3 separate regions of the Homo sapiens genome follow, and all the other regions are linked to region 2. A link is a loop called in an ENCODE intact Hi-C map of the cell type or tissue named here. Cell type or tissue: chondrocyte. All regions are shown on one strand. Links, peaks and the distances in the headings refer to the core of each region. The heading gives the core; the rest is flanking DNA. Region 1 holds the start of SCAND1 (SCAN domain containing 1). Region 2 holds the start of NFS1 (NFS1 cysteine desulfurase). Region 3 overlaps PHF20 (PHD finger protein 20).

Region 1 (10,387 bases), core at 5,311-10,310, 260 kb after region 2:
TTATTATTTTATTTATTTTATTTTTTGAGATGGAGTCTCGCTTTGTCGCCAGGCTGGAGTGCAGTGGCACGATCTCGGCTCACTGCGACCTCCGCCTCCCGGGTTCAAGCAATTCTCCTGCCTCAGCTTCCTGAGTAGCTGGGACTACAGACGGGCACCACCATGCCTGGCTAATTTTTGTATTTTTAGTGGAGATGGGGTTTCACCATGTTGGCCAGGATGGTCTTGATCTCTTGACCTTGTGATCTGCCCGCCTCGACCTCCCAAAGTGCTGGGATTATAGGCATGTGCCACCGCGCCCGGCTGGGAAAGCTTTTTAAAGAGTGAGTGGTAACACTCAGAAAGGTGCTTCCTTCCAAGACTTCTAGACTCTGGTAACAGTAGCCTCTGGCAATGTGTGGCTGTTTAACCAAAACTGAATAAAATTTAAAATTCAGTTCCTCAGTTGCATTAGCCATGTTTCCAGCGCTCAATAGCTGCATAAGGCTAGTGGCTACTGTATTGGATGACACAGACTTGGACCATTGATCATCGCAGAAAGTTCTTTTGGACTGTGCTGCTCTAAAGCATTTGTGTTTTGTCCTGGGAGTACCACTTTGTAGAGCAGGTGTTGACACAGTGCTGGCTGAAATGGCCCTTCCTCCCTTGCCCCATGGAGGCTGAAATGGCCCTTCCTCCCTTGCCCCATGTCTGATGGAATAAGGTGCTGAAATGCTTGCTGATGTTCTTGCAAATCAAGTGTTGGGAGTTCACTAGGTCTCATCTCTCTCTTCTGCCGACAGTGTTGGAGAGCTGGCTGGACTACACTGGGGAACTGGAGCCCCCTGAGCCGCTGGCCAGGCTTCCGCAGCTCAAGCATTGTATCAAGCAGCTGCTGATGGACCTGGGCAAGGTGCAGCAGATCGCCCTCTGCTGCTCAACATGAAACTGGGCACCCAAAACTCATGGGGGCACAATCCTGGGGCACCTGCAGGAGGAGCTTCGCATATTTAAATAAATAAACCTAGCATGCTGAATGCACGTGACACCGACTGACTTCAGGGATCTGGGCCAGGAGTGTGGTGGACATTGGACAAAGAGGCCATTTTGGCTGCGGGAGGACACTCTGATCTCGAAGCCTGCCATAAAGGTAGCAAATAGACTCTTGGGATTCCCCTCTTCTGTGCACATCGTTGAATGAAGAGAGTCTTTTTGCACAAACTTCACTTGAAATTGTGCCACTGATGATAAACGGAATGAGAGCCAAAAAAGTTTAGTTGGAGACAGTTGTAAATTCAATTTGGAGTTTATTTAATTGACTTTTCTATCACGTTGGGGCACATGCCAACTCCCTGGTTTCTTCCTGGCATGGTGTTTGGGCAGCAGGCATCATTTTCCTTTTCTAGCTTCATAGGAATATTGTGAGCTCACCATGCTGTGGAGGTTGGGAAAGAGCAGAGTCTTGGCTGCCCTGCTTTCTCCTTAGGACTCTTCACTTTTCTCACCACATCTCTTGCATGACTTCATGGTACTGGGGACAAGTTTGTATGCCTTCACCCCAGAGCTGGCTGGGTTATGGCTTTTGTAGCAGAGCCCATACAGCCTATGGAAGAACTAGAATCTCACTCACAGTAATAAGAATCTAGGAGGAATTCCAAACCGAAGCAGGCAGGGTCTGGAACCCAAAGGACAGCATTTTCTACCCACTTCTTAATATTGACAGCTTCCCCGTTCTATTTAATGTCCAAAAATGTTTCCCAAAATTTCAAACTCTTTCACTGTAAAGATTTGTTACAAAGAATGTGGTTTGGGGAATTACCTTATTTTATATTGTTGTAAACAAACTTCAAATTCTACATGTGCGACTTTTCTCCTTCCTGAAGGGTGTTTAGTAGTCAGCGTTTTCAGAATTGTTTTGTTACTATACTTTAACATTTTACATTTCCTGTTTGTATTATTTTGTGAGAGCAAGGTGATCATGCTGCTTAAGGTCCAGGTACAACCTATTTGTACCTTTTGAGACAATATTTGTGTTACTTTTGCAGGTTACGGTTCCACATGTAATTGCTATATTTTGTTTTGTTTTTCCTTACTAGGCAAAGTTAAAATGTTCCATGCTTTGAGGAGTGACCCATTTCACTACTTTGTTTTCTTATCACTAAAGGCAAAAATCAAAGCACAGTTGTCCATTAACACTTATAAGTTAATTATGGGTTTATGAGTCTGTAATGTTATATGCTGCAAACATTTACTATGTAAACGTGAAGTAGCCAATAATATCTCAATAGTAGTAACAGTATCTTTAGCGACCTTTGGAATAGTTAAGCACAGGTCATTGTGGACATGAATTCAGGCCTCTGTACTAAAATCTATTTCAGGGAATGTTCTGTCTAGTGATTTGCTCACCATTTGATATATAATGAATTATAGGACAAGTATAAGCTGATCTGCTATAGCTGTCCATCAGAGAGAATACACGTGGCTATAACATCTATAACAAAACGACGATTCCTCTACAAGAGGCTGTTTCTCACTGCTAACGTTGGTGTTTCTGGCGTGGGAAGAAATGCACAGGCGTGCATGGCATGCACGTTCAGACAGCTGCATTGTAAGAGTTCTGTCATGCAGTCTGAAAAGGGAAGAAACAGGATGGCTTTCTGTAGCCACACCTGTGAGGCGTGATGATTGTTGTATTATTAGATTACTGATTTTTCTTTTCTGAAAATACATTTGAGTTTTAATCACATCTGTGGAAGCTGTAACTTTTAAGGTAGTCAATTTCATGTCTTGTTCAACGATGTAAGCAGAAACTGAATTGCCCTAATTTTGCCAACTGGCCATTATTGGGATTATTGTTTAAATTTTTGGTAAAGGAAGTAATCTCCTTTCATTCATTGTGACTTTTGTTCTTAGGGAAGCAGAGAAGACTCCCCAAGTTCTTATAACCTCATTGTGCTTCCCTAATTTAAAGCCATGTTGAGGGGCTCCATTCCCAATTCCTGGGTCAAGGTGAATTAACCCTATGTTGGAGCACTGGAAACCGTTATTTGCAAACATTGCTGTTACCATTTAGAAATATGTGCACTATCAGCTGGGTGCAGTGGCTCACGTCTGTAATCCCAGCACTTTGGGAGGCCGAGGCAGGTGGATCACCTGAGGTCAGGAGTTCGAGACCAGCCTGGCCAACAGGGTGAAACCCCGTCTCTACTAAAAGTACAAAAATTAGCTGGGCGTGGTGGCGGACGCCTGTAATCTCAGCTACTTGGGAGGCTGAAGCAGGAGAGGTGCTGGAACCTGGGAGGCGGAGGTTGAAGTGAGCCGAGATTGCGCTATTGCACTCCAGCTCGGGCGACAACTGCAAGACTCCATCTCAAAAAAATAAAAATAAAAGAAAAGAAAGAAATATGTGCACTACCTAAGTTTTGTCTTTAGAAAAACTATCCACCTATAAAAAATTACCTTGACAAAAATAGTTCCGGTTTGACTAATCATTTTGTTTCTTTAAGTGGTAAGTGTATGCAAGGTGGATCCTTGATGAGCCAACATTGCACTGTGGATACATATCTATGTTTACGCGCTATTAGAACAGAAGGCGCTGTATATAGAAATGTTGCTTTGAAGCAATATTTGCAAAACACGCAGACTTCTGTATCTGTATTTGGAAAAAATAAAACAGGTTCTTGTTGCTATGTTTCAGTTACGTATTGTTGAGTTACAGTCATGCATCATATAACGTTTCTGTCAACCATGGACCCCATATACAGGGTGGTCCCATAAGATTATAATGGAGCTGAAAAATTCCCATCACCTAGTGATGTCCTGATGGTCCTACTGCATAGGCCTAGGCTAATGCGTGGATTTGTCTTAGTGTTTAACAAAAATCTAAAAAGTAAAATATATATAAAAAATTTAAACTAGAAAAAAACTCATAGAATAAGGATATAAAGAAAATATATTTGTATAGTTGTACCATGTGTGTAAACACAAAGTGTTATTACAGAAGTCAAAGTTAAAATTTAAAAGCTTACAAAGTATAAAAGTTGGTCAGGCAAGGTGCCTCAGATCTGTAATCCTAGCACTTAGGGAGGCTGAGGATGGAGACCCTGTCTCTAAATAAAAGGCTGGGTGCCGTCGCTCACGCTTGTAACCCCAGCACTTTGGGAGGCCAAGGCGGCCAGATCACCTGGGGTCAGGAGTTCAAGACCAGCCTGGCAAACATGGCAAAACCCCATCTCTACTAAGAATACAAAAATTAGCATGGTGGCGCATGCCTGTAGTCCCAGCTACTTGGGAGGCTGAGGCAGGAGAATTGCTTGAACCCAGGAGGAGGAGGTTGCAGTGAGTCGAGATCGTACCACTGCACTCTAGCCTGGGCAACAGAGTGAAACTGTCTCAACAAAACAAAAAACAAAAACAAAAAGTTATGGTGAACTAAGGCTAATTTATTATTGTAGAAAGAAAATTAAAAAAAATAAGTTTAGTAGTTCGTGACCAGCCTGGGCAACATGGTGAAACCCCATCTCTACAAAAATTAGCCAGGCATGGTGGCATGCACCTGTATTCCTAGCTACTTGGGAGGCTGAGGCAGGAGGATCACCTAGGCCTGGGAGCCAGAAGTTGCAGTGAACCTAGATTGTGCCACTGTACTCCAGCCTGGGCAACAAAGTGAGATCCTCTCTCAAACAAAAAAAAATTAGTCTATGTGTTCAGTGTTTATATAAATTCTGGAGTAGCGTACAGTAACGTCCTACATCTTCACATTCACTCACCACTTACCCAGCCAGAACAATGTCCAGTCCCGCAAACTCTTATTTTTTACTTTTATATATATATATATATATGTGTGTGTGTGTGTATATGTATATATGCATATATATATGTGTATGTGTATATATGCATGTGTGTATATATACATATATAAATATATATAAATGTTTTTTTTTTTTTTTGAGATGGAGCCTCACCGTGTTGCCTAGGCTGGTGTGCAATGGCGCGATCTCAGCTCACTGCAACCTTCGCCTCCCAGGTTCAAACAATTCTCCTCCCTCAGCCTCCTGAGTAGCTAGGATTACAGTTGCCCGCAACCAAGCCCAGATAATTTTTGTATTTTGAGTAGAGATGGGGTTTCACCATGATGGTCAGGCTAGTCTCAAACTCCTGACTTCGTGATCCGCTCACCTCGGCCTCCCAAAGTGCTGGGATTACAGGTGTGAGCCACCGCACCCGGCCTATTCTATATTTTTACTTAACCATTTCTATGTATAGATACACAAATACTTACCATTGTTACTGCCTATAGTATTCAGTACAGTAACATGCTGTACAGGCTTGTAGCCTACGAGCAGTAGGCTCTATCACAAAGCCTAGGTGTGTGTAGGCTATACCATCTAGTTTGCATAAGTGCACTCTATGAGGCTCACACAATAAAACTGCCTAAGGGCTCATTTTCAGAACGCATCCCCATTAAGAGATGCATGACTGTATAAAGTTCTTCACCATTCTTTTTTTTTTGAGACGGAGTTTCGCTCTTGTTGCCCAGGCTGGAGTGCAATGGCGCGATCACTGCTCGCTGCAACCTCCGCCTCCTGGTTTCAAGCGATTCTCCTGCCTCAGCCTCCCGAATAGCTGGGATTACAGGCGTGCGCCACCAAGCCCGGCTAATTTTGTATTTTTAGTAGAAAGACAGTTTCACCATGTTGGTCAGGCTGGTCTCAAACTCCTGACCTTAAGTGATCCGCCCGCCTTGGCTTCCCAAAGTACTGAGATTACAGCCATGTGCCACTACACCCAGATAATTTTCTATTTTTAGTAGAGATGGGGGTTTCACTATGTTGGTCAAGCTGGTCTCGAACTCCTGATCTCAAGTGATCCACCGCCTCTGCCTCCCACAGTGCTGGGATTACAGGCGTGAGCCACTGTGCTTGTCCTTCTTCACCTATTCTAATCTTCTTTAAACATTACCTTTTAAAGAAGGCTGTTCTTACCTTCTAAACAACTATCTTTTTCCAGGGAGGCAGGTGCAAACTCTGCCAAGAAATCCCAAGAATGCAAAAATACTTCTCAATTTGTCTGTCTTTAATATTCAAAAGCAAATTGCCCCTCACCAACTTCCAGCCCAGTCTCACTCATGCTTTGTGGTGTGAACTGCAGGCTGATTTTGATTGTTGAGAGCAGTGCAAGGAAGACAAGTCTGGCCTTCCTTATATTAACAAATGGCACTCACTGCAATAGGACCTATCTGGGACCAATCCAAGCTGTCCATGGACCCTAACTAGCTCCTTCCTGGTTGGGCAGAAGCCTCTGGAAACAGAGTAGGTTTAAGATTTCAGAACAGGTCCTCATTATTTGCCAAATTCTTTCTTCCCTTTGTAAACGATTATGCTAGTTTAAACACCAAAAGGGAGCCAGCCGGAGAGACATTAAAATGAGTAGCTTCAGTAATGTAAATAATCCATTACTTCAACTAGTTCTGCTTTATTCCTACCACAGGCCTAAAATTTGGCAAGGAAGTTGAGCAAGCCTGGCGGCATAAGCCAGAGCTCACAAGAACTAGCCTATCTCTGTGAAGGTGTGCAGTAAACACTTCACATTAAAATGGCCCAGTAACTTGGACATTTTGGGAAGCCTGTACCCAAAGGGCAGGTGCAAGTTGGTGCCCATATTGGTATAGAGGTAGCCAGTTAAGTGAGCATTTAATAGAGCCAGCTATTTTGCGTGTAAGAAACCCAAGTGGGTCCTTGGGAGCCCAGGTGAAAAACTTCCCATGTGTGGTAGAGGGATAACCTAGGTTCAGTCAACATCTAAAGATCCCACTATAGCCAACGAAGGCCTTATTGTTACGGACTCCCAACTTCGTTTCGCCACCAGCCAGAAAGGCGGTAGGAAACAGGCTTGGTAAAATAAACCCAATAAGAACGAATGAAAGAGACACACCAGACCACAGGCGCTGCCAAAACTCATTTTTCATTAACACGGGGTGGGGTCCCAGGCTCAGGCCCCCGGGCCCGATCATGGCCCCAGTCCGCACAGAGCGCCCGGCCCTGGCCGCCCGCAGCTCCACCGCTCAGCCAGTGATGCGCACATCCGTGCGGCGGCGGATCCGCCGGGCCCGAGCCGCCTCGGGCAGGATGGCGAGCAGCTGCTCTTGCACCAGCATCTCCACGATCTGCTCCTTGGTGCGGATGTCAGGCCGCAGCCACTGGCGGGACAGCTCCCGCAGCTGCCGGAAAGCCTCCCGGGGACCCGCCGCATCCTGGTAGCGGAACTGCCGGAAACGCTGGCGGAACGTCTCGGGACCGAGTCTAGAGCCGGCGGGGCCTGGTGTGGAGCGCGCTTCAGCTTCGGCCTGAGGCGCTACGCTCACGGGTGCGGGCCCGAGAGGCAGCTCCAGGGCCGCGGAGGCCGCAGCTCGGGGCGTAGGGATGGCTTCAGGGACCGCGGCGTTGGGACTGGAAGGCTCAGGGGCAGGCGGTGAGGCCTCTGGCAGCGAGGAGCCCACACAGTTACGCTCAGGGGCTGAGCTCGAACCGGCTCCTTCCAGTTTCTCCGGTGGCACCGCCGCGGGACTCCCAGTGGCCGCCAAGATCGGCTCCGTAGCCGCCATAACTCCAGCTCCGGGCGTCACTCTTTGTCCGGTAGCTGTGTGCTCAGCACTGCGTCTGCGCGGGGGTGGGGTGAGCAGGGAGACGTTTCCGGTTAAAGGGCAGAGCTCGCGTCACCCTTGAGGGAGTCGGACTCGGGACCGGCCGAGAGTGTGCGGAGCTTACCTGCACCAGCGAAGCGCCTGCGGCAGCCGGAAGCGAAAGTCTCTGGCTTCTCTGCGTCCAGGTCGGCGCGCGAGCACCCGGAAGCCGCTTGCGGGCTCCCGGAAGCGGCGCCCTCTAGCGTTCTCGAGTCGCATGAGGCGGCTGCTGCCCTCGCGGTGCGGGAGGGCGAGCTGCGCGTGGCCTGGGCTCCTTCCGAATGGTGGCGCCTCTGAGCGCCAGTTCGAGGAGGAGTCGGAGGAGGAGCCTGAATGTTTGGAGATAGACTTCAAGTCCCGGACCTTATCCGTGCGCCGCTTCGGTTTGCAGGTGACCTTTGCGTGCGGGCGCCCCTTCTGATTGACCCTGATGAGCTGTAGCTCTGATGGCCCCTCCTTCGGGAATGATTAGGGTGACGGCTGGCCGGGGCTCGTTCGAGTGGCGCCCGGCCGGTGGTGACCCGAACAGGAGAGCGGGACGGCGACCATTCTCTCGGGAGGGGCCCATCTGGAGAAAGTCCTCTCGCTTGGTCAAACTAGGAGGGCGATAGCACCGGCCTTACTGCGACGATGACAAAGTACAACACACCGTCTGGCGCGAAGGAGATGCTCGAGAACCCTTTGCTGTTGTTATTTTTCGCGTGTCCTCCGAAACCAAGGGAAATGCGGCTCTGTGGGTTCTGTTAACGTCAGCATTTAATAAGTGAACTCTAAATGCATTGCCCCTTATGGTGGCCGCTGGCCTCCTGAGTTGACTCAGCTCTTGCAACGTAGCTAGTTGATAACCCTCGAAATATAGCGAATTGAGATGTGCTATATTGTAAAATACGGGACTTAGTACGAAAAAACTGATGTAAAAATTATCTCAATACTTTTTAATACTGATTACATGTTGGAATATAATGTTTTGCATATATTGGGTCAAATAAAAATGTTATTAATTTCACCTGTGTTTTTACTTTTTAAATGCAGCTTCTAAAAACATTTAAATTGCATGTGCAGTTTACATTATATTTCTGTTGAGCAGCCTTGGGTTAGAGTGTTGGAGTGAGGCTACCTTGGTGGAATCCCCTTTGACGATACCCAGCTCAGAGTTGTTAGGAGGATTAAATAAATTAAGCCGTTGGAGAGAAAGGGCTTTTAAGAAGTTTGCTCTTGTTTTTATTAGGTAAACTGCTTGCTATCTCTGAGCTACTGTTTTCTTATCAGTAAAATGTGGATGTAATAGAACTTACCTCTCAGAGGTAATTGAGAATTCAGTGAGATGATGTAGGTAAAAGCACGTGGCCCTGACAGCCCTCGGCCAGGTGGTTTTCTGTTTGGTAGCTGACTCACAAATAGTTTTGTTTTTGTTTTTGTTTTTGTTTTGAGACTGAGTCCTCCGCCTACCGGGTTCAAGCGATTCTCCTCCCTCCGCCTCCCGAGTAGCTGGGATTACAGGCGCCCACCACCACACCCGGCTAATATTTTATATTTTTGGTACAGATGGAGTTTCACCGTGTTGGCCAGACTGGTCTCGAACTCTTGACCTCAGGTGATCCACTCTCCTCAGCCTCCCAAAGTGCTGGCATTACAGGCGTGAGCCACCGTGCCGGGCCACAAATAGGTTTTATATCCTCATTTTACAGAAGGGGAAACTGAGGCCCTCAAAGGACAGGGGCCTCATATGAAAGGTTTTCTATGACCTTGCAGTCCTTTTGAGCCCGTGCAGGATGGAGGAGCAGGTTTAACAACCATTAACATGCCATTAGCCCTGATATAAAACTTACCCCTACCATAGGATGTTTCCTTTGGATGGGTAGAAGTGGACCCTCATGAAATCATTTCCATAGCCTGAAAACCTTGAAAGTCGTTGCAGTGGGCCTTTAATGTTTTTTAGTTGCTGACATGTAAAAATTGGGAGATTTCACATGCAAATCTGGATTTCTAATTTTTCTTGAAAAAACGGAAGAGCTGGCCACACTGGACCCAAATTCCTGCTGGTCAACAATCAGCTGACACTGAGTAGAGACGACTTCCTTTAGACAAGATACTCTGTCCCATTTGGTCTCAATCTCAACCATTCCCTATGGTTCTCTGAAATAGAATGTTGTTTGCATTTACTGTTGCTCTCAGGTTGTTGCTTTATTTAGAGTTGATATTTTTCTCTCTTTTCTTTTTAGAGGTGAGAAAGCAGGGTCTTAGTGTTTGTTATGCCTACTGGCTTCAAACCTTGACTTCTGTCTGGCCCCTCAGTAGTTGGGTTTGCTGCCCAGAGTGACCAACAGTGCTATTCCCTGTGTGGTAACAGGTACTCAGTTTCTAGGCCTAAGGGAGCACACTAACCCTTCTGTGGAGGCAAGAGGTGATAGAAGTCTTCACTGGGGAGGAGACTTCAAGCTGAGACTCAAGAACAAAATGGGTGGGGCTCAGGGACATTCCAGGTAGAAGGTACTGCCTGTACAAAGGCACATAGTGAGTAGGAGCAAAACTGTGGAAACTGCAGGCTATATGGGAAAGTGGTTGGGATCTGGAGAAGGGGTGAGAGATGAGGTTGGAACACTGGTGGGGGTTAAATCATAAATGTCCTAGAATTCCATGTTTAAAATTTAGTTATTATCTTCTTGTGAAAGGGAATGAACTTTTGTGGCACCTGGAATCATGAGATGTTATGTTAGATCTCTAGTC
Region 2 (9,755 bases), core at 4,756-9,755:
TAATCCCGGCTACTCAGGAGGATGAGGCAGGAGAATCGCTTGAACCTGGGAGGCAGAGGTTGCAGTGAGCCGAGATCATGCCCCTACACTCTAGCCTGGGCGACAGGGTGAGACTCCATCTCAAAATAAATAAATAAATTAATTAATTAAAAAAAAAAAAGGGGGCTGGATGTGGTGGTGGCTAATGCCTATAATCCCACCACTTTGGGAGACTAAGGCAGGAGGATCGCTTGAGCTCAGGAGTTCAAGACCAGCCTGAGCAACATCATCTATACTAAAAAAAAAAAAAAAAAAAAAAAAAAAAAAATTAGCCTGGCGTGGTGGTACACATCTGTAGTCCCAGCTACTCAGGAGGATCACCTGAGCCAAGGAGGTCAAGGCTGCAGTGAGCTGAGATCTGGCTACTGCACTCCAGCCTAGGTGAGATCAAGACTCTGTCTCAAAAAACAGAAAAAAGAAAAAAAAATGGGCCAGGAGCAGTGGTTCACACCTGTAATCCCAGCACTTTGGGAGACTGAGGCAGGTGGATCACCTGAGGTCAGAAGTTTGAGACCAGCCTAGTCAACATGGCGAAACCCCGTCTCTACTAAAAATACAAAAATTAGCTGGGTGTGGTAGCAGGCTCCTGTAATCCCAGCTACTCAGGAAGATGAGGCAGGAGAATCGCTTGAACCCTGGAGGCAGAAGTTGTAGTAAGCCAAGATTACGGCACTGCACTCCAGCCTGGGTGACACAGCAAGACTCCCCCTTGGGAAAAAAAAAAAGAATTAACAGTATCAACTTTGCAGAACAGGATCAGGGACTGGGGTCCTTGGGGAAGGAGAGGAAGATTTACACTTCATTTTATTTTATTTTTGTTTATTTATTTTTTGAGACGGTCTCATTCTGTCACCCAGGCTGGAGTGCAGTGGTGTGGTCTCGGCCCACTGCAACCTCTGCCTCCCGAGTTCAAGCAATTCTCTTGTCTCAGCCTCCCGAGTAGCTGGGACTACAGCCACCACACCCAGCTAATTTTTTGTATTTTTTAGTAGAGATGGTGTTTCACCATTTTGCCCAGGATGGTCTCGAACTCCTGAGCTCAGACAACCTGCCTGCCTCGGCCTCCCAATGTGCTAAGATCACAGGCTTGACCCACTGCACCCGGCCTACACTTCATTTTAAATCTTTCCATTGGTTTTAAAAAAACACACCATATGTGACAGAATTATTTTTCAAAAATTAAAAACTTGGAAAGAAAATGTGCATCTCTCCCCAGAGCTTATAAAAGACTATTACCTTTAACAGCAGAATAAAAAGCCAGGTGCAGTGGCTCAAGCCAGTAATCCCAGAACTTTGGGAGGCAAAGGCAGGAGGATCACATGAGCCCAGGAGTTCAAGACCAGCCTGGGCAACATAATGAGAGCCGCATCTCTACAAAAATTAAAATAACAGGCCGGGCGCGGTGGTTCACACCTGTAAAACCAGCACTTCGGTTGGCCAAGGCAGGCGGATCACAAGGTCAGGAGATCGAGACCATCTTGGCTAACATGGTGAAACCCCATCTCTACTAAAAATAGAAAAATTAGCCAGGCGTGGTGGTGGGAGCCTGTAGTCCTACCTACTCAGGAGGCTGAGGCAGGAGAATGGCGTGAACCCAGGAGGCAGAGCTTGCAGTGAGCTGAGATCACGCCACTGCACTCCAGCCTGGGCGACAGAGCCAGGCTCCATCTCAAAAAAAAATAAATAAATAAATTAAAATAACAAAATTAGACAGGCGTGCTAGTACACGCCTGTAAGCCTAGCTACTTGGGAGGCTAAGATGAGAGGATTGCTTGAGTCCAGGAGTTCAAGGCTCCAGTGAGCTGTGATTGTGCAACTGCACCCCAGCCTAGGTGACAGAATGAGACCATGTCTTTTTTTTTTTTTTTTTTGAGACAGAGTTTCGCCCTTGTTGCTACAGTGCAATGGCGCAATCTCGGCCCACTGCAACTGCAACCTCTGCCTCCTGGGTTCAACTGATTCTCCTGCCTCAGCCTTCCAAGTAGCTAGGACTACAGGGGTGTGCCACCACACCCAGGTAGTTTTTGCATTTTTAGTAGAGACGGGGTTTTACCATGTTGGTCAGGCTGGTCTCGAACTCCTGATCTCAGATGATCTGCCGGTCTCAGCCTCCCAAAGTGCTGGGATTACAGGTGTAAGCCACTGGGCCCGGCTGAGACCCTGTCTTATAAAAAATAAACACATAAATAAAATAAAAGCAGAATATTAAACCATATAGGACAAAATTATAACTATGTAAAAATGGTCTGTTCATGAGGACAAAGAACATAAATGAGAAACATTTATAATTGATTTATACTCTATTTTATCCTAAAAAGTATTTACATCAGTAAGTAAAAATGGTTGTGGGGCACTTTGGGAGGCCGAGGAGGGCGGATCACGAGGTCAGGAGATCGAGACCATTCTGGCTAACACAGTGAAACCCTGTCTCTACTAAAAATACAAAAAATTAGCCGGGTGTGGTGGAGGGCGCCTGTAGTCCCAGCTACTCAGGAGGCTGAGGCAGGAGAATGGCGTGAACCCAGGAGGCGGAGCTTGCAGTGAGTCAAGATCGTGCCACTGCACTCCAGCCTGGATGACAGAGTGAGACTCAGTCTAAAAAAAAAAAAAGAAAAAATGGTTGTGGGATGGTGATGATAGTTCAAAATGTTACAGTTGTTTATAAAAATTTCATTTAAATGACATTTCACCACCCACCCACCTTATTTTATCTCAGTTACCCATGATGTAGATTTCTTTAACAATTTATAGATTATTTTACTCTACCAATCATGGAGATTAAAAGAAACATCATCACAGGTACTCTTAGCGATCCTTGACCTGTTGGTTTGGAATCTGTGGAGACTTCCAAAGAAAATATTTTCGAAGTTTTGAAAATGCTCTCCATTTCAGAAACCATCTCCACCTTTGGAGGAACCTTCACCCCGACTCTCTGGTCTCTGCAGTCCCAAGGAAGGATGCCTTCCTGTTAACATGATCAGGCAGAGTGCTGATGACCCTGAAGCCCGTCCTAGGCCTCCTATATTCAGGCCAAGGTCAAAGAAACCAACACTGGCAGCACAGTTCAAAGACAAAGATGAGAGCAAGTGGAGCCAGAGTTCAAAGTACAGCAAGCCACAATTTCTCAGAGCCTTGGCATTTACTCACATAATCCTGGCAACCAGGCCCAGTGAAATCTGACTATGTTCTATGAAACACCAACGTGACTACTAAAAGTACCTTTTCCTTGCATTAGCACCAAAGATCTTCTATGTACCCAGGACAAAATGACTGATCCCAGAATGGGTGACCATGTGAATGCCTGCAGAGGGCACCACAAAGACAAGCACTTCAAAATGGAGATATCTAAAGAAACAGGAGGAACTTGTTGCAAATAGATCTGATCAGAAAGAAAAAGGAAGGCTGAGAGGAGGACAGCCCTGAAATCACATATATAACTTGTTGTTACTAGATAAAAAGAATGGAGAAAGGCCGGGTACGGTGGCTCACACCTGTAATCCCAGCACTTTGGGAGGTCGAGATGGGAGGATCATCAGGTCAAGAGATTGAGATCATCCTGGCCAATATGGTGAAACCCCATCTCTACTAAAAATATAAAAATTAGTTGGGCATGGTGGCGGGCACCTGTACTCCCAGCTACTCTGGAGGCTGAGGCAGGAGAATCACTTGAACCTGGGAGGTGGAGTTTGCAGTGAGCTGAGATTGCGCCACTGCACTCCAGCCTGGCGACAGAGTGAGACTATGTATCAAAAAAAAAAAGAAGAATGGAGAAAAGGTTCAATCACCATTATCCACTCTCTGAAGTAACTGCCAGACAAAAAAAAAACAAGTGGTTAATGGCCTGAGGGCCACCTCCTTTGCTATCCAACTGCCTCACTCAACTCAGACCAACAGCAGCAAAGACTTAAGAAAGAGTAGACTGCAAAGGGTTAAAGGAAGCAACAAATCAGAAAGACTGCAAGCCTTCTCTTCACAATGGGGTGGGGATGGATGGCTGCGAAATACATATACGAGTCCAAATGATGGAGGGACACTATCTCCTAGGTCAGGAAAGCCCACATACACCCTCTGGTTCCCTTCTCTTACCTTAATTGCTATGTTGTTGGATTCAGTAGCACCACTAGTAAAAATGATCTCACGAGGATCAGCTCCAATCAGAGATGCTACTTGCTGCAAGCCAAGAAACAGAGATATATAACATCAGTTCCCCAGGCAGAAATAGAGCTGCAGACACAGGTGGGACAGCCCTGGAGCAAGAAGAGCTCCACTGCATTCCACCAAATTGCCCTGGATGAAGGTCTGCACCTACAAGAATCAGATTCTAGTTATATCCCAGATCCCAGGCTCTTTTCCAGCCCAATGCAAAATAATAACTTTTTTTTTTTAATGAACTATTGGCCAGGTGTGGTGGGTCACTCCTGTAACCCCAGCACTTTGGGAGGCCGAGGTGGAAAGATCACCTGAGGTCAGGAGTTCGAGACCAACCTGGCCAACATGGTGAAACTCCATTTCTACTAAGAATACAAAAATATTAGGCCGGGCATGGTGGCTCAAGCCTGTAATCCCAGCACTTTGGGAGGCTGAGGCAGGTGGATCACCTGAGGTCGGGAATTCAAGACCAGCCTGACCAACATGGAGAAACCCCGTCTCTACTAAAAATACAAATTTACCCGGGTGTGGTGGCGCATGCCTGTAATCCCAGCTACTTGGGAGGCTGAGGTAGGAGAACTGCTTGAACCCGGGAGGCAGAGGTTGCAGTGAGCCGAGATCGTGCCACTGCACTGCAGCCTGGGTAACAAGAGCAAAACTCTGTCTCAAATAATAGTAAATAAATAAATAAATAAAAATACAAAAATATTAGCTAGGCATGGTGGCGTGTGCCTGTAATCCCAATTACTTGGGAGGCTGAGGCAGCAGAATCACTTGAACCCGGGAGGCAGAGGTTGCAGTGAGCCAAGATCGTGCGCCACTGCACTCCAGTCTGGGCAACAAATGTGAAAACTCCATCTCATAAAAAAAAAAAAAAAGAACTATTGAGCTCTTACTATTTATAGTACTTCTTACTTACAGATGTTGTGGTAATAAACACTTTATCAGCATTGTCTTATTTAATCCACCCAGTAACCCTACAGAGTAGAAACTACCACAATCTCTGTTTTAAATGAGGAAAATAAGGCTCAAAGAAATTAGATAACTTGCCCAAGTCATTTAGCCAGGAAATATGGGAACCAATCAAATGCCTGCAGTCAAACTCCAAGGCTGCTCTTTGAATCTCTTCCAGAAAGAATCCAAAACCATTTCTACCTCCATGCACACCTACCAAGAAAGAAATGCCTCCCACAGGCCACTGCCCCTCTTTGACCTTAGAACCTCCTAGACTCCTGTGTACTAACCTGACGAGCACGTTCCATGGCTGCCTCACTCTCCCAGCCATAAGCATGTGTCCGGGAGTGTGGGTTCCCATAGTAGTTGATTAGGTAAGGGAGCATGGCATCAAGCACCCGGGGGTCCTGAACACAACAGAACAGATCATTTTCCTTGAGCGCATCGTCAATTCAGGTCCCACTCCACCCCTCAGACCTGGCCACCCTGCCTTAAGACACTCTCAACCCCTCAGGCACTGCCTAGAGGAGGCCTCAAACATTCTTTTGTTCCCACAAAACTACCCACCAAATATCAACCTAATACACTCCCACTCACAACCCATCCCAACTCGGATTGTTCTGCCTCCCCTCAGGTAGTCTACAAACACTGCCTTGTTCCGACATCTGTTTCTGCTGGTGTTTCCATTCCTGCCAGGTAATGTGATCTATAAGGGGCTGGGACAGGACAGGGCCTAGGCAAACACCCCTGGTCACACATTGGTGAAAACTTGCATTAGTCTTTTAACCCGTTTAATACTTGTCCAAGTTCACACAGTTACTAAGTGGCCGTTCTGCTCATTCCAGAGCCCATGCTTTTAACTAATACTATAGAGCCTGCGCTGAAGTGATCTGACCAAGGTCAATTGCTAGTGAGTAGTAAAGCCAATGCCAGTGGCCTCGAATTTAAGCCTCCCGACTCCTCGCTCAGTGCTTTTTCCAGCACACCTTCACGGCTCTCACTTCTCCAGGGATTCAGCCATTTCTTTGCGTGATCACGCCCATCATTTACTTCCTATAAGCAGCCTTGGGAAAAGCTTCATCCTTACCAGAGGAGTTGTAGCTTGCACATCCATATAGAGAGGTCGCAGCACTGGCCCCACCTCCGGGGCAGCGGCTGTATCTGCGGGAACCGCAGACTGAGGAGCACGGTCTCCAACTGATAAAAAATGGAACGGAGTAGCCAAGTAAGACCGAAGGCAACTATGAACGCATGGCATCCAAAGGGCAGAAGGAAAAATCTGGCTGGAGGTGAGATAAGTGTAAGGGATGCTAGGGTCGAATCTCAATGGAAAGAAAACAACACCAGATACCTGACACGCTGTAAAAGGAGGTAAGGGAGAGGGAGAGAGGGTTCCTGGAGGGGGTGTTGAGTTGATATTCAAATGGTATCGTAGGAAGGAAGGCTCTAAAGGGCAAAGACGTTTAGAAGGAACGTGGAGCCAGAGTAGGTGCAGTCCCTTCTGACCGAAGGTAACGGTCTGCACGGGAGCCCGGAGCAGCATCTGTAACTTGGCCAGGAGCGGTCTGAAGGACGCGCCTCCACGGCTCTGGGGGCCTGTCGCGCAGGGTGCGAGGGGTGGTGCGCCGGGGTCAACCGTTCGGGGACCCGCCTAAGAAAGTTTGAGGGATGTGTCATTTGAGAGAAGGGTCAGAGGGTCTGGGCAGCAGGGTGGACAGGAAGGCTCCGGAATATTCAGTTGCGTCGCCGCGCGGAGGGGACAGGTCCGCGCCTCCCGGAGAGCGGGACCCGAGCGTACCGCGCAGGCGCAGCCCCCGAGTGGGCGCCGCGGGCTTCGGCCCTGGAGCCGCTGTCACCGCCACTGCCGCCCGCCTCCAAGCGGCTCGGAGCAGCATGGTCCCGCTGGCAGAGCCCACCTTCCGAAGCCGCTGCAGTCCTGGGCCCCAGGCTCCCGGAAGTGCTGCCCGGCGCTCCGGAAGCGATTCATCGGGCCGCGAGCGCCCTCCCCGTCGTTTTCCGTGAGAGACGTAGAGCTGAGCGACCCAGCCCGCGAGCGAGGTGAGGTAGGCGCCGGGCGACGCGGGGCCGGAACGCGAAGAGGGTGGTGGAGTCGGGCTACCCACTGATTTTCCTTCCCTTACTTCCCCTGAGCCCTTGGGCCCACTTCCCAGCCTACCGCTTCCGTCCCCGCCCGACTCTTGGGCCAGCGCCTGGGCCCACACTTTCCTATCCCCCGCAGATGCCGGTGGCCGTGGGTCCCTACGGACAGTCCCAGCCAAGCTGCTTCGACCGTGTCAAAATGGGCTTCGTGATGGGTTGCGCCGTGGGCATGGCGGCCGGGGCGCTCTTCGGCACCTTTTCCTGTCTCAGGTGAGGGGCGCGGGCGGTGATCTCTGGGCAGGACAACCAGACCTTCCGGCCCTGCCCCATTCGGCCTGGAGCCTGAACACAGCCTCCTTCTTTCGACTTCCCTCTCTGTCCCCTCGCGAGCCAGACTCATTCCAAACCACCTTCAATCTGTAAAGTCAGGTTGGAAGCGTCAGTGCTTAAGAATTTGAGCTTTAGAGTCAAAATGCTTTCTGGCCCTTTTCTTACTGGTTCGGTGACTTTAGGCAAGTTGGAGACTGGGTTTCCTTAAGTGTAGAATGAAGACAGTAGCATCTAACTTATAGAGTTGTAAAAATTCGATCAGCACACTTTGCACAGCATCTGGCACATATTAAGTGCTCAGTAACTAGTTACTACTGTTGCTTTTATTTTTTTTTCCAATTGCGCATAAGGAAAGAAACTCGTTCAGCGGTTTTACTATTCTGGATACAGGATACAGAGATAAAGCAGTTAAACTTTACACTCTAAAGGTCATTTTCACATTTAGAGGCTGTTATTGCCATATCCCTAGATTGTAAATTATCATTTACAGAGCACTTACTCTATGTTAAGCACTGTGCTAAATACTGTAGTTTTCAAAATCCTGTAAATAATGTTGAGATGCCCATTTTACACTTGACACTATGTGTAAATTGTAGAGCTGACTCTTGAACCCCCACCTTACTCCAAAATCATTAACACCAAGAAACTAAAAGACAGATGTCTTTATTGGGTCTTAAACTGCAGGCAACACCAGTCAAAAAAGCTGGTTTCTCTATGTATTTTACACTGCATCTGCTGCCTCCCACAAACTGAAGGCAGTTAATACGACATCCACCAGAAAAATACCCTGGAGACCCAGATGGATCTTTTTCCTTCTCATTACCCACCCCAGGTAGTAAGATATAATATCCAGTAAGTGGAAAATCAGATGTAGGGGTTGCTAGACTAGTGTTAGCAAAAAATTGGAAAGGAGCAGTTAATACTCTTTCTGATATTTTTGTTACCAAATAGCTCCATCTTGGTTTCCTCCTCAGGATCGGAATGCGGGGTCGAGAGCTGATGGGCGGCATTGGGAAAACCATGATGCAGAGTGGCGGCACCTTTGGCACATTCATGGCCATTGGGATGGGCATCCGATGCTAACCATGGTTGCCAACTACATCTGTCCCTTCCCATCAATCCCAGCCCATGTACTAATAAAAGAAAGTCTTTGAGTAGTCAGTGTCCCTCTCTTAAAGGAATATTCTTCTCTCAGCCTATTATCCAGCTTTGCCAAGGATCTTCTGCACTAAAGAGATGGACTAACGTAATGACTAGGGTTAGTATCTCTTTCACAAGGCCTGCCTCTCTTAATCCAAAATTGGAAAACTTGGGAGTGTCTAGTATTTTCCATAGATACTATTCAACTAATTACTCAGTACAACTCTGTGCTTGTTACTACGGTCACCATTTTAAAGGAGAAAAACTACTTCAAAAAATGGATTTATAAGCCGAAATTTCCTCAAGGTCACACATTGCATTATTTCCAAAGCAATGTTCATCCTGAGGTTGGTTGTTTCCTTGGTCGCCCAGGTTGGAGTGCAGTGGCACGATCTCGGCTTACCGCAACTTCTGCCTCCTGTGTTCAAGCGTTTCTCCTGCCTCAGCCTCCCGAGTAGCTGTGATAACAGGCACGTGCCACCATGCCTAGCTAAATTTTGTATTGTTAGGCTGGGCGCGGTGGCTTATGCCTGTAATCCCAGCACTTTGGGAGGCAAAGGCTGGTGGATCACAAGGTCAGGAGATGGAGACCATCTTGGGTAACACGGTGACACCCCGTCTCTACTAAAAATACAAAAACTTAAGCCGGGTGTGTTGACACGCGCCTGTATTCCCAGCTACTCGGGAGGCTGAGGCAGGAGAATCGCTTGAACCCAGAAGGTGGAGGTTGCAGTGAGCTGAGATCGAGCCATTGCACTCCAGCCTGGGCGACAGAGCGAGACTCTGTCTCAAAACAAAAAAAATTTGTATTCTTAGTAGAGACGGGGTTTCACTGTGTTGGCCAGGCTGGTCTCAAACTCTTGACCTCATGATCCACCCGCCTCCGCCTCCCAGTGTTCACATATACAGGCATAAGGCACCACGTCCAGCCCGAGGTTGTTATTTAGATATACCTAGTGGCTTTATCAGAAAAAGCAAAACAGTTCATCCACTGTAAAAAAAAATAGAAACTTCTGTAGCTTCTCAACTGGCTAAATTCCAGA
Region 3 (10,387 bases), core at 2,504-7,503, 180 kb after region 2:
TCTTAAATTGTTAAGATGAACTTAGTTCTAAGGAAGATAACAGGCCAACCCTGAAGTACTCCCAGTTTGCTGCAGAATCTCACATATTTTGGATGTTATAGAAGAGTCCTATTTGCCCTAGTTAATTTAACTTTTTTTTTGCCTGTTTTGTGGACTGGCTGGCTCTTTTAGAACTCTGTCCAAAAAGTGCATGGACTATAACTTGTAAAGCTTCCCACAACTGACAATATATATATGTGCATGTATTTAAACCAAATCTGGAAAACTTACAATACAGCTGCATAATGGTAGTATTTATTAAAGAATCACAATTGTAAACATGAGAATAACTTATGGATTCTAGTTTAGTTCTTTAGTAATTGCAAATTATATTTTTGCTGTTGTTATATTAGAATAATTTTTGAATGTCATCTTGAAATAGAAATATGTATTTTAAGCACTCATGCAAAGGTAAATGAACACTGTTTAAATGTGTGCTTTGCTTATTTTTTCTGTAACAATCGTAAACATTAAACTGAACAAATTACCTACAGTAGTTTTGATTAATGACCTAAGAGCAAGCTGGTTTGGCCAGACAGTGTACCCAAACTTTTATATACCATCGAATGTTATTACACTTGTGAAATTCTCCTGTCTAACCTGAATTTACATTCCATGGTGGTTACATGGTATATGTATTATTATTAAAGTAAGTGAGCCATGTCAAAAAAAAAACAAAAAAACAAATTGACCTCTTCAAGACCAGCCTGGGCAACATGGTGAAACCCCATCTCTCCAAAAAAAAAAAAAAAACCCTCCAAAACAAAACAGAATAAAACCCCAAAAAACCAAATTAGCCGGGTGTGGTGGCATGTGCGTGTAATCCCAGCTACTTGTGAGGCTGAGGTGGGAGAATCGATTGAGCCCAGGAGGTCAAAGCTATAATAAGCCATGATCATGGCAACACTGTGCTCCAGAGCTGTGACAGAGTGAGACCCTGTGAAAGAAGGAAAGAAAGAGAGAAAGAGAAAGGAGAGAGAGAAAGAAATTAATTGACTTCAACTCACTTACTGAGCCTTTACCATATGCCTAGGACTGCTAACTGTTGCGTATGCAAAGATGAGTGGGCACTCTTGGACTTAGTGTTCATTAACTGCTATTTGGATTTGCTATTTGCCTCTTGGGGAGAGGTGATACTTAGGTTGGTGCTTTAGCGGCAGGGATGGAAGAAGGCGGTACTTGCACGGGAACCTGAAGGATGGGCAGCAGTTAGGCATTTGAAAATGGAGGCAAAGCAGCTAGCACAGCATGACCATAGGGCGATTTCTGAGACTGTCAGGTATGTGTTTTGAGGTAATTGCAGACTTCCTGAAGTGGGTTAAGGTGGGGTAAGTTGCTGCCAAACTGAGGTTGGTTGCTTTGAGGAATTTACTGAGAAACTGAAAAATGCTTCATTTTCAGGATAGGGAGATAGCCTGTGTTGGCAGGATTGCTTTCCTTCCATTTAGCTATTTTGTGGCCATAAGGTATTTTTTCTGCATATATTTTAAAGAAGTTTTTATTTTGAAATAATTTGTTATTAAAAATGTTGTTAAAAAATGGTACAAAGAATATACCTTTAACCAAATTCCCCAATTGCTAGCAATTTACCATATTTACTTTATTATTCTACTCTTTAAAGTACTTTTTCTAGATGGGATGCGGTGGCTCATGCCTGTAATTCCAGCACTTTGGGAGGCTGACGCGGGCAGATCACTTGAGGTCAGGAGTTCGAGACCAGCCTGGCCAACATAGTGAAACCCTTTCTCTACAAAAATAAAAAAATTAGTCAGGCGTGATGGCACATGCTTGTAGTCCTAGCTACTCGAGAGGCTGAGGCAGGAGAATCTCTTGAGCTCGGGAGGCGGAGATTGCAGTGAGCCAAGATTGTGCCACTGTACTCCAGCCTAAATGACAGAGCGAGACTCTGTCTCAAAGAAAACAAAAATTAAAAATTTTTTTTTAGAAAGTACTTTTTCTGAATTGTTTAAAAATAAGTTCCAGACCTTTATCTCTAAATACCTTTTTTTTTTTTTTTTTTTTTTCTGAGACGGAGTTTCTCGCTCTTGTCACCCAGGCTGGAGTGTAGTGGTGCGATTTCTGCTCACTGCAACCTTCGCCTCCTGGGTTTAAGAGATTCTCCTGCCTCAGCCTCCTGAGTAGCTTGGATTACAGGCACGTGCTACCATGCCCGACTAATTTTTGTATTTTTAGTAGAGGCTGGGTTTCACCATGTTGGCCAGGCTAGTCTTGAACTCCTGACCTCAGGTGATCCACCCACCTTGGCCTCACAAAGTGCTGGGATTATAGGCGTGAGCCACCGCACCCGGCCTCCCTAAGTACTTTTTAGAAAATCCCATATTTAATTAGCTGGGCATGGTGGTGTGCGCCTGTAATCCCAGCTACTTGGGAGGCTGAGGTGGGCGAATTGCTTGAACCCAGGAGGTGGAGGTTGCAGTGAGCTGAGATAGCACCACTGCACTCCAGCCTGGGCGACAGAGCAAGACTCTGTCTAAAAAAAAAAAAAAAAAGAAAAAGAAAAAAATATTCCATATTTCCTAAAGACAAGGACATTCTTCTACATTACCACAGTATAATTTTCAAAATCAGGACCTTCTTCAGACTTTATCAGTTTTTGCCTTTCACCCCATTTATGGCAGTCATCTTGTTTTTATTCTATATGCTTTTTTTGGGCAATTGAAAAAATATTCATAAATTTGAAAAGAACTCCAGAAATATACAAGGATAATTCAACTAACATTCTTGTCTCCCATAGTCCCATGGCCCACTACTGTTAGTATTTGGTCATGAGGGCCTCAGGGCCATACACTGGCCTGCAGGGCCCAGCTTCTTCTGGCCACCTGTTGCCTCACCTTCCTATTGATTCTGCTGCAGCCACATGGCCTCCTTGCTATCCTGCAGGCATAACTTACGGATTCTAGTTGAGTTCTTTAGTAATTGCAAACTATATTTTTGCTGCTGTTATATTAGAATAATTTTTAAATGTCATCTTGAAATAGAAATATTTATTTTAAGCACTCATGCAAAGGTAAATGAACACTTTTTAAATGTGTTCATTGCTTATTTTTTCCATAAGAATTGTAAACATTAAACTGAACAAATTACCCATAATGGTTTTGATTAATGACTTAAGAGCAAGCTGGTTTGGCCAGACAGTGTACCCAAACTTTTATATACCATAGAATGTTATTACACTTGTGAAATTCTCTTGTCTAACCTGAATTTACATTCCATGGTGGTTACATGGTATATGTATTGTTACACTCCTACCTCTGGGCCTTGTTCAAGCACACTTTTATTGAGTACTTTTTATCCCCAGCCAGAGCAAGTAGATCCATTGGGAACATATCAGTAATGTGATGGGTAATATTTATTTATGTATTCATTCATTTATTTGTTTGAGAAGGGTTTTGCTCTGTCATCCAGGCTGGAGTGTAATGGCATGATCATAGCTCACTGCAGCCTCAACCTCCTGGGCTTAAGCCATCTTTCCACCTCAGCCTGCTGAGTAGCTAGGACTACAGACATGTGGCACCAAGCCTGGCTAATTTTTAAATTTTTTGTGGAGACAGGGTCTAGATATATTGACCATGCTAGTCTTGAACTCTGGGCCTCCGCCTTGGCCTCCCAAAGTGGTGGGATTGGAGGTGTGAGTCACTATGCCCAGCCCTATCTTCTTTCACAATTACATATAATTAGGCCAGGCACAGTGGCTCAAGTCTGTAATCCCAGCACTTTTGGAGGCCAAGGCAGGCAGATCACCTGAGGTCAGGAGTTGGAGACCAGCCTGGACAACATGGCAAAACCCTGTTTCTACTAAAAATACAAAAGTTTAGCCAGGTGCGGTGGTGTGTGCCTGTAGTCCCAGCTACTCAGGAGGCTGAGAGAGGAGAATTGCTTGAGCGTGGGAGGCGGAGGTTGCAGTGAGCCAAGATCACGTTATTGCACTCCAGCCTGGGTGACAGAACGACACTCTGTCTCAAAAAAAAAAAAAAAAGAAAAAAGAAAAAGAATATAATTAGCTAGGCATTGTGGCACACGCCTGTAGTCCCAGCTACTCGGGAGGCTGACATGGGAGGATCTCTCTAAGCCCAGGCATTCGGTGTTGCAGTGAGCTATGATCCTACCACTGCACTCCAGCCTTGACAACAGAGTGAGACCCTGTCTCTGGAAAAACAAAAACAAAAACAATTACGTATAATTTATTTCATTGTATGGATGTTCCATAATTTATTTACCTAGCCCCTGCTGAAAGATATTTAAGTTCTTTCTAACTTTTCCCTATTAATTCTCCCTGTTTTACAGACAAAGAGCCTAATATTTGGCATGAAGGAGTGAGTTAGCTAGAGTGGCACACTTCCTAATGGTCAGTATTGTAGAGGTTGGTAAAATTAAATTAAATTTTTGTTTGAGACAGGGTCTCACTCTGTCATCCAGGCTGGAATGCAGTGGCGCTGTCACGGCTCACTGCAGTGTTGACTTCCAGAGCTTCAGTGATCCTCCCCACTGTTCAGCCTCCTAAATCATTGGGACCACAGGCACTCGCCGTCACTCCTGGCTAATTTTTGTATTTTTTGTAGAGACAGGGTTTTGCCATTTTGCCCAGGCTGGTCTCAAACTCCTGAGCTCAACCGATCCACTTGCCTCGGCTTCCCAAAGTGCTGGAATTACAGGTGTGAGCCAGTGTGTCTGGCCCAGAGTCTGTAACTGTTGTTTTCCTGCTGAGTGCCTAATTCCATCTGATAAGATGCTGGGTGCTATATAAATCAAGTGAAATGAACAGAGTCCCTGCCTTTAGGGGCATTGCACAGTATGTGATGCAAACTTCTGCTCTCGGGGCACTCATTAAAGCAGTGTGTACACTCAGAGTAAGAGGCTTAGTAGGGTGGCTAGATTTGGAGGGTGGTGTGTGGTACAAGTGATGTCAGTACTCCAGGACTGGGTGGTGCCTTTTGAATTCTTTGAGTTGTGGAAAATGTCTTGATCTGGAAACTGAATGGTGTTTCTGGTGTTTCTTTGGAAACATAGGTTTAGTGGTGTGAGTACAGGACGATCCAGAAAGATTGCTGGGGGAAAGGGAGGTTGTTGAGAACTCATTCACCAGGAATGTATTAACGTAAGTAAGCGGAAATAGGGCGGGACCATGACCATCTTCAGAAGCATCCAGCCAGGTCCCTGGAAGCTGGGATGCTGCGTTAGTCACTGTTTAGTGTTGCTTTCCTGAGTCGGTGCCATAGTCTTGCGTTTTTAAACCGAGATGGAGTCACAATCTGAGAAATTGGTGTGAAGGAGGCTCATGGGCAGCAGGAGGAGGAGGAGCTGGGAGGGCAACACATCTAGTCTAGGGCTAGCTGTTCCAACCTAACTCTGGCATTTGGGGCAGCTCTGCCACCTTGTGGAATGAGTGCTCAGTGATTTCTGTGGGGGCTGAGTGCAGAGATCTGCATTCCAGGGGCTAGCCTTGAAATGTTCACCAGGACTATATGTCGGTGTGGTTCCTTTCCTTCCACTTGAGTATTTGTGGCTTCAAAGTATTTTTCCTACGTATGTAGATGCATATTTTTTCCTGAATATATTTTTAGGAAGTTTTTATTTTGAAATAATTTAGACTTATACATCTATGTAGCATGGGTTAAAAGAATGACAAAAAATAATTTCAGATTTATAAAAAAGTTGCAAAAATAGCAAAAAGATTTCCCTTATACCTTTCCCTATGTTGGAAAATATAGATTCCCCAATTGCTAGCAATTTACCATGTTAGCTTTATTATTCTCTCCCAGATTTTATTTTATTTCATTTTTTGAGATGGATTCTCACTCTTTCGCCCAAGCTGGAGTGCAGTGATGAGATCTTGGCTCACTGCAACCTCCACCTCCTGGGTTCAAGCAATTCTCCTGTCTCTGCCTCCCGAGTAGCTGGAATTACAGGCACACGCCACCACGCCTGGCTAATTTTTTTTGTACTTTTAGTAGAGATGGAGTTTCACCATGTTGGTCAAGCTGGTCTCGAACTCCTGACCTCAAGTGATCTACCCACCTTGGCCTCCCAAAGTACTGGGATTACAGGCATGAGCCACCATGCCCAGCCCTCTCCCAGATTTTTTAATGTAGTTTTTGAATTGTTTGAAAATAAATTGCAGACCTTTAGCCCTGAATATTTCAGTGTGTATTTCCTGAAAACAAGGACATCCTCTTTCATTCCCACAATATAATCAAAATCAACACCTTTTAAAAACTTTGCCATTTGTTCTAATAATGTTCTTTGTGGAAAAAATGGGGGTAAATTTTTTTTATTTCTGGTCAAGATCCAATCCAGATACACACGTTGAATTCAGCTGTCATATTTCTTTTGTCTTCTTTAATCTGAAACAGACCTTCAGTCTTCTACTTTTTTTACTGGAGTGGGGGACAGGGGAATAAGCTTTTTTTTTTTTTTTTTTTTTTTTTTTTTTTTTACTTTTTAAAAATGAGATCTTCAGTTTTTGTCTTTTATGACCTTGACATTACATTTCTGAATATGATATCCCTCAATTTGGGTTTTTCTGATGTATCCTCATAATTTGATTTGGGTTATTCACTTTCCACAGAAATACCACGTAAGTGATGTTGTGACCTTTTCAGGTGCATTCTATCAGGAAGCACATGAAAACCTGTTTGTCCCATTTACTGGTGACATTAACTTTTATCACTTACCTAAGGTAGTATCTACCAGCTTTTTCTACTATAAAGCTGTTATTACCCCCTTTATAATGAATACATTTCTTGTGAGAGAAACATTGAGACTATGTAAATATCTTATTTCCTCATCAAACTTTCACCCATTATTTTAGCATCTACTGGTATTTCTTGCCTGAAACAATTTTTACTGTGATGGCTGCCAAATGGTGATATCTAACTTTCATCATTCTTTCAACATGTATTAGTTTATATTCTGCCTTAGGGGGGTTTAATCTCACTTCTTTCCTTCCTTTCCTTGTTTGTTTATCTGCATGGGCTCATGGATTCTTATGTCGTTCTATGGGTTATAATCTGTTTCTATCATTATTTATTTTAATGCCAAAAAATTATAATCTTGAGATTATGTCAGTAAATACTTTTTTTTTTTTTTTTTGAGACAGAGTCTCACTCTGTTGCCCAGGCTGGAGTGCACTGATGAGATCTCAGCTCACTGCAACCTCCGCCTCCTGGGTTCAAGTGATTCTCCTGCCTCAGCCTCCCAAATAGCTGGGATTACAGGTGCCCACCACCATGCCCAGCTTTTTTTTTGTAGCTTTAGTAGAGACTGGTCCAGGCTGGTCTTGAACTCTTGACCTCAAGTGATCCGCCTGCCTCACCCTCCCAAAGTGTTGGGATTACAGGTGTGAGCCACTGTGCCTGGCCTTCGCTAATCTTTGATTGCTTTTTGATGCTTCAAGCTGAAAAAATTATTCCTTCATAGACATGAAAAATATTTTATTCATTATATTATGTGAAATATATATCAAAAAGGTATCAAACTGCTGGGCCACATGGCGTGATTGCCGACAAGAATAGCAACTGTGTTGGGCCTTGGTCCTGAGGGAACACATGACAATGAGAAGTGGCTCTTTTCCCCTGGCTGGAGAAGTGACAAATAACAGGATCCAGGAGCAGATGTTAAGTGCTGATGATGAGGTAGAGCAGATAGTCATTTGTGGCAGGAATTGATGGCATGTGGTCCCTGAGAGCCAGGGCCATCTGGATGTCTTTCTGTTTGTGGAGTGAGCTGGGTCTGGATGGAAGTGAAGACTTGGCTGAGCCAGGGAGGAATGGCAGGAAGAGGGCACAGGCCAAGCAGGGGTGTGAACTGCGAGAGCATGAAGCAGTTGCTGGAGCAGGAGCTGAGGCCTCCTTATGGATGAATGGGAGGTGCGTTTGGAAGCAAGATGCCACTATTGGAGTGACGTGGGCCTTGAATGCCAGACTGAGCATTGCCAGCCAGACGGAATATCACCATCATCATAATCTAATCATAGTCATCCAGTTGTGAGGTCATCTGATACTGGCAATGGGTACACAAAATATTAAATAGGATATTTATTTCTAAGCCAAATTTCAGAAAACAATTTACAAACTTTTTTTAAAGTATAAACATAGTGTATGCTTACTATAAAAGGAAAAGTATAAAACATTACTCAAGTATATATAGAAAATGAGTGGGCTGCTGATCCCCCTCTATATTATCTATTGCTGTGTGACAGTATTACCACAAATACAGTAGCTGAAACAACACATTTGTTTTCTCACAGTTTCTGTGGGTGAGGAGTTCAAGCATAGCTTGGTCCTCTGCAAGCTTACAATCCAAGGGTTGGCTCAGGCTGTATTCTCATCTGAGCACTCTACTGGGGAGGGTTTCAGGCTTACCTGATGGTTGGCGGCATTCAGTCCTTCTAGACTGTCAGACTGAGGGCCTTGGTTTTTGCTGGTGCACTCAGTTCCTTGCTTCATATAGAGTAGCTCACAATGTAGCAGCTTGTTTCACTAAGACAGCAAGGAAGAGTGTTTCCTAGTAAGACAGACACTGTAGTCTTACCTAATACAATCATGAAAGTGACATACTGTCTCCTTCGCCATATTCTGTTAGAGACAGGTTACAGCTTTGCCCAGTGGCAGTATCCTAGCCAATGAGGTTTATCTGAGGCATGATTATTAAAATAATTGAAAATTTTCCCAATACACCAAAGTGACAACTTACAACATAGGTTGGCAATGGCAATTTTTGACATGTCTACAAAGACTGAATTAAAAAAAAAAAAAAAAAAAAGAAGAAGTTACAGGTTCTGCCCACACTCAAGAGGAAGAGATTATATCAGGGCGTGAATACCAGGAGGCAGGGATTATTAGGAAACATTTTAGGGTTTAACTCCACACCCTCCCCCGAAAATAGATAAAGAAAACACTGCTTAGGGTTACCTTTTTTTTTTTTTTTTTTCTGAGACAGAGTTTCGCTCTTGTTGCCCAGGCTGGAGTGCAATGGTGCGATCTCGGCCCACCGCAACCTCCGCCTCCCTGGTTCAAGCAATTCTCCTGCTTCAGCCTCCTGAGTAGCTGGGATTATAGGCTTGCACCACCATGCCCGGCTAATTTTGTATTTTTTAGTAGAAATGGGGTTTCTCCATGTTGGTCAGGCTGGTCTCCAACTCCCGACCTCAGGTGACCCACCCACCTTGACCTCTCAAAGTGTTGGGATTACAGGTGTGAGCCACCACGCCTGGCCTAGGGTAACCATTATTAAAAGCAAAATTTGTGGACCATTTTTCTCTGCACATACCAAAGTATAGTAGTAATTTAGGAACAACAAGAGCAAAGGGTGACTGTTGAGATTTTGAGCCTGGATGCCCAGGAGAGAGCTCTGTGCTTTTTCTTGATTCCTCCTAACAATAATTTGTTAAACAGGAGGGAGAGGACAGAGCAGGTAAATGATAATATCAGTAACTACTTGGAAATAGTGATTTTCATACTGCTTTTAAAAGAGGAATAAACTGGTTTCAGTAGATGACCTTATCCCAAGAGTAATTGAGTTCCCCCTCACTTTTGAACCAGCAACTTTAAGATTTAATTTACAATATTTTCTTCTGGGCATGGTGGCTCATGCCTGTAATCCCAGCACTCTGGGAGGCTGAGGCAGGAAGATCACTTGAGCCAAGGAGTTGGAGATCAGCCTTGGGCAACATAGGGAGACCCTCATCTCTTTTTTTTTTTTTTTTAATTAATAATTTACATGTCTTCTGCCCTCTGTCTCTGAGTAACTGCTCTCATGTTGACAAGAACCATATTAGTATGCTAAGGGTGGATGATGTCACTTAGTGGTGTCACCAGCTGCTGCCATGTATGTTCTAAATGAACTGTCCTCCCATAGGGGAATACATACCTGTGTGTGAGACTGGGATTTATGTAGACTTTGGCCCAGCAGGCCCATTTGACAACCAGTGGCCCTCTTAGTTTCTTTTTTTTTTTTTTTTTTTTTTTTTGAAATGGAGTCTCGCTGTGTCACCTAGGCTGGAGTGCACTGGCACAATCTTGGCTTACTGCACCCTCTGCCTCTGGGCTCAAGCGATTCTCCTGCCTCAGCCTCCTGAGTAGCTGGGATTATAGGTGCACACCACCACGCTCAGCTAACTTTTGTATTTTTAGTAGAGACGGGGTTTTGTCATGTTAGCCAGGCTAGTCTCGAACTCCTGACTTTGTGATTCGCCCACCTTGTCCTCCCAACGTGCTGAGATTATAGGCGTGAGCCACCGTGCCTGGTGCTATACATAATTTTCTATTTTGCTCGTAATATTTTGGGTTTTATTTTTTATTTTTATTTTTATTTTGAGACAGAGTCTCAC

What was found. A loop is a pair of places that touch in the nucleus more often than their neighbours do. Peaks named below come from ENCODE experiments on the same cell type or tissue, not always from the same donor. Only the 100,000 strongest peaks of a DNase experiment are listed, where the experiment ranks them.
Region 1: a loop joins it to region 2, with 6 times the contacts of the local background. A loop is called at or near these places in 4 of 110 quality-filtered maps.
Region 3: it touches region 2 in a loop (6-fold over the local background); 32 of 110 quality-filtered maps call a loop at or near these places.

The regions. Positions count from the first base shown.
Region 1 is chr20:35,946,703-35,957,089 of GRCh38, forward strand. It overlaps SCAND1 (SCAN domain containing 1), which reads right to left and starts at 7,800. Exons shown (of 2, transcript NM_033630.3): 1 at 7,746-7,800; 2 at 6,922-7,637. The coding sequence starts at 7,582. The coding sequence ends at 7,043. PHF20 (PHD finger protein 20) reads left to right here. Exons shown (of 18, transcript NM_016436.5): 18 at 783-3,668. The coding sequence ends at 925. It also overlaps a transcript of CNBD2 not described here. RefSeq lists enhancers at 7,318-7,397, 7,518-7,777, 7,858-8,057, 8,158-8,367. In chondrocyte, for the core only: CTCF peaks have their summits at 7,876 (motif pointing left) and 8,075; DNase peaks (open chromatin) are centred at 7,339 and 7,759.
Region 2 is chr20:35,692,252-35,702,006 of GRCh38, forward strand. It overlaps NFS1 (NFS1 cysteine desulfurase), which reads right to left and starts at 7,101. Exons shown (of 13, transcript NM_021100.5): 1 at 6,941-7,101; 2 at 6,230-6,339; 3 at 5,433-5,549; 4 at 4,126-4,209. The coding sequence starts at 7,037. It overlaps ROMO1 (reactive oxygen species modulator 1), which reads left to right and starts at 7,154. Exons shown (of 3, transcript NM_080748.3): 1 at 7,154-7,205; 2 at 7,382-7,512; 3 at 8,547-8,729. The coding sequence starts at 7,382. The coding sequence ends at 8,655. It overlaps RBM39 (RNA binding motif protein 39), which reads right to left. Exons shown (of 17, transcript NM_184234.3): 17 at 9,096-9,755. RefSeq lists enhancers at 6,668-7,327, 7,328-7,987, 7,559-7,778 and a silencer at 6,879-7,068. In chondrocyte, for the core only: CTCF peaks have their summits at 7,072 and 7,274; DNase peaks (open chromatin) are centred at 7,090 and 7,460.
Region 3 is chr20:35,879,008-35,889,394 of GRCh38, forward strand. All of the region lies in intron 9 of PHF20 (PHD finger protein 20), which reads left to right. It also overlaps the pseudogene RNU4-40P. Among named protein-coding and RNA genes, the nearest start is that of SCAND1, 70 kb to the right of the region's middle. In chondrocyte, for the core only: CTCF peaks have their summits at 5,435 (motif pointing left) and 5,661; no DNase peak of the experiment used is centred there.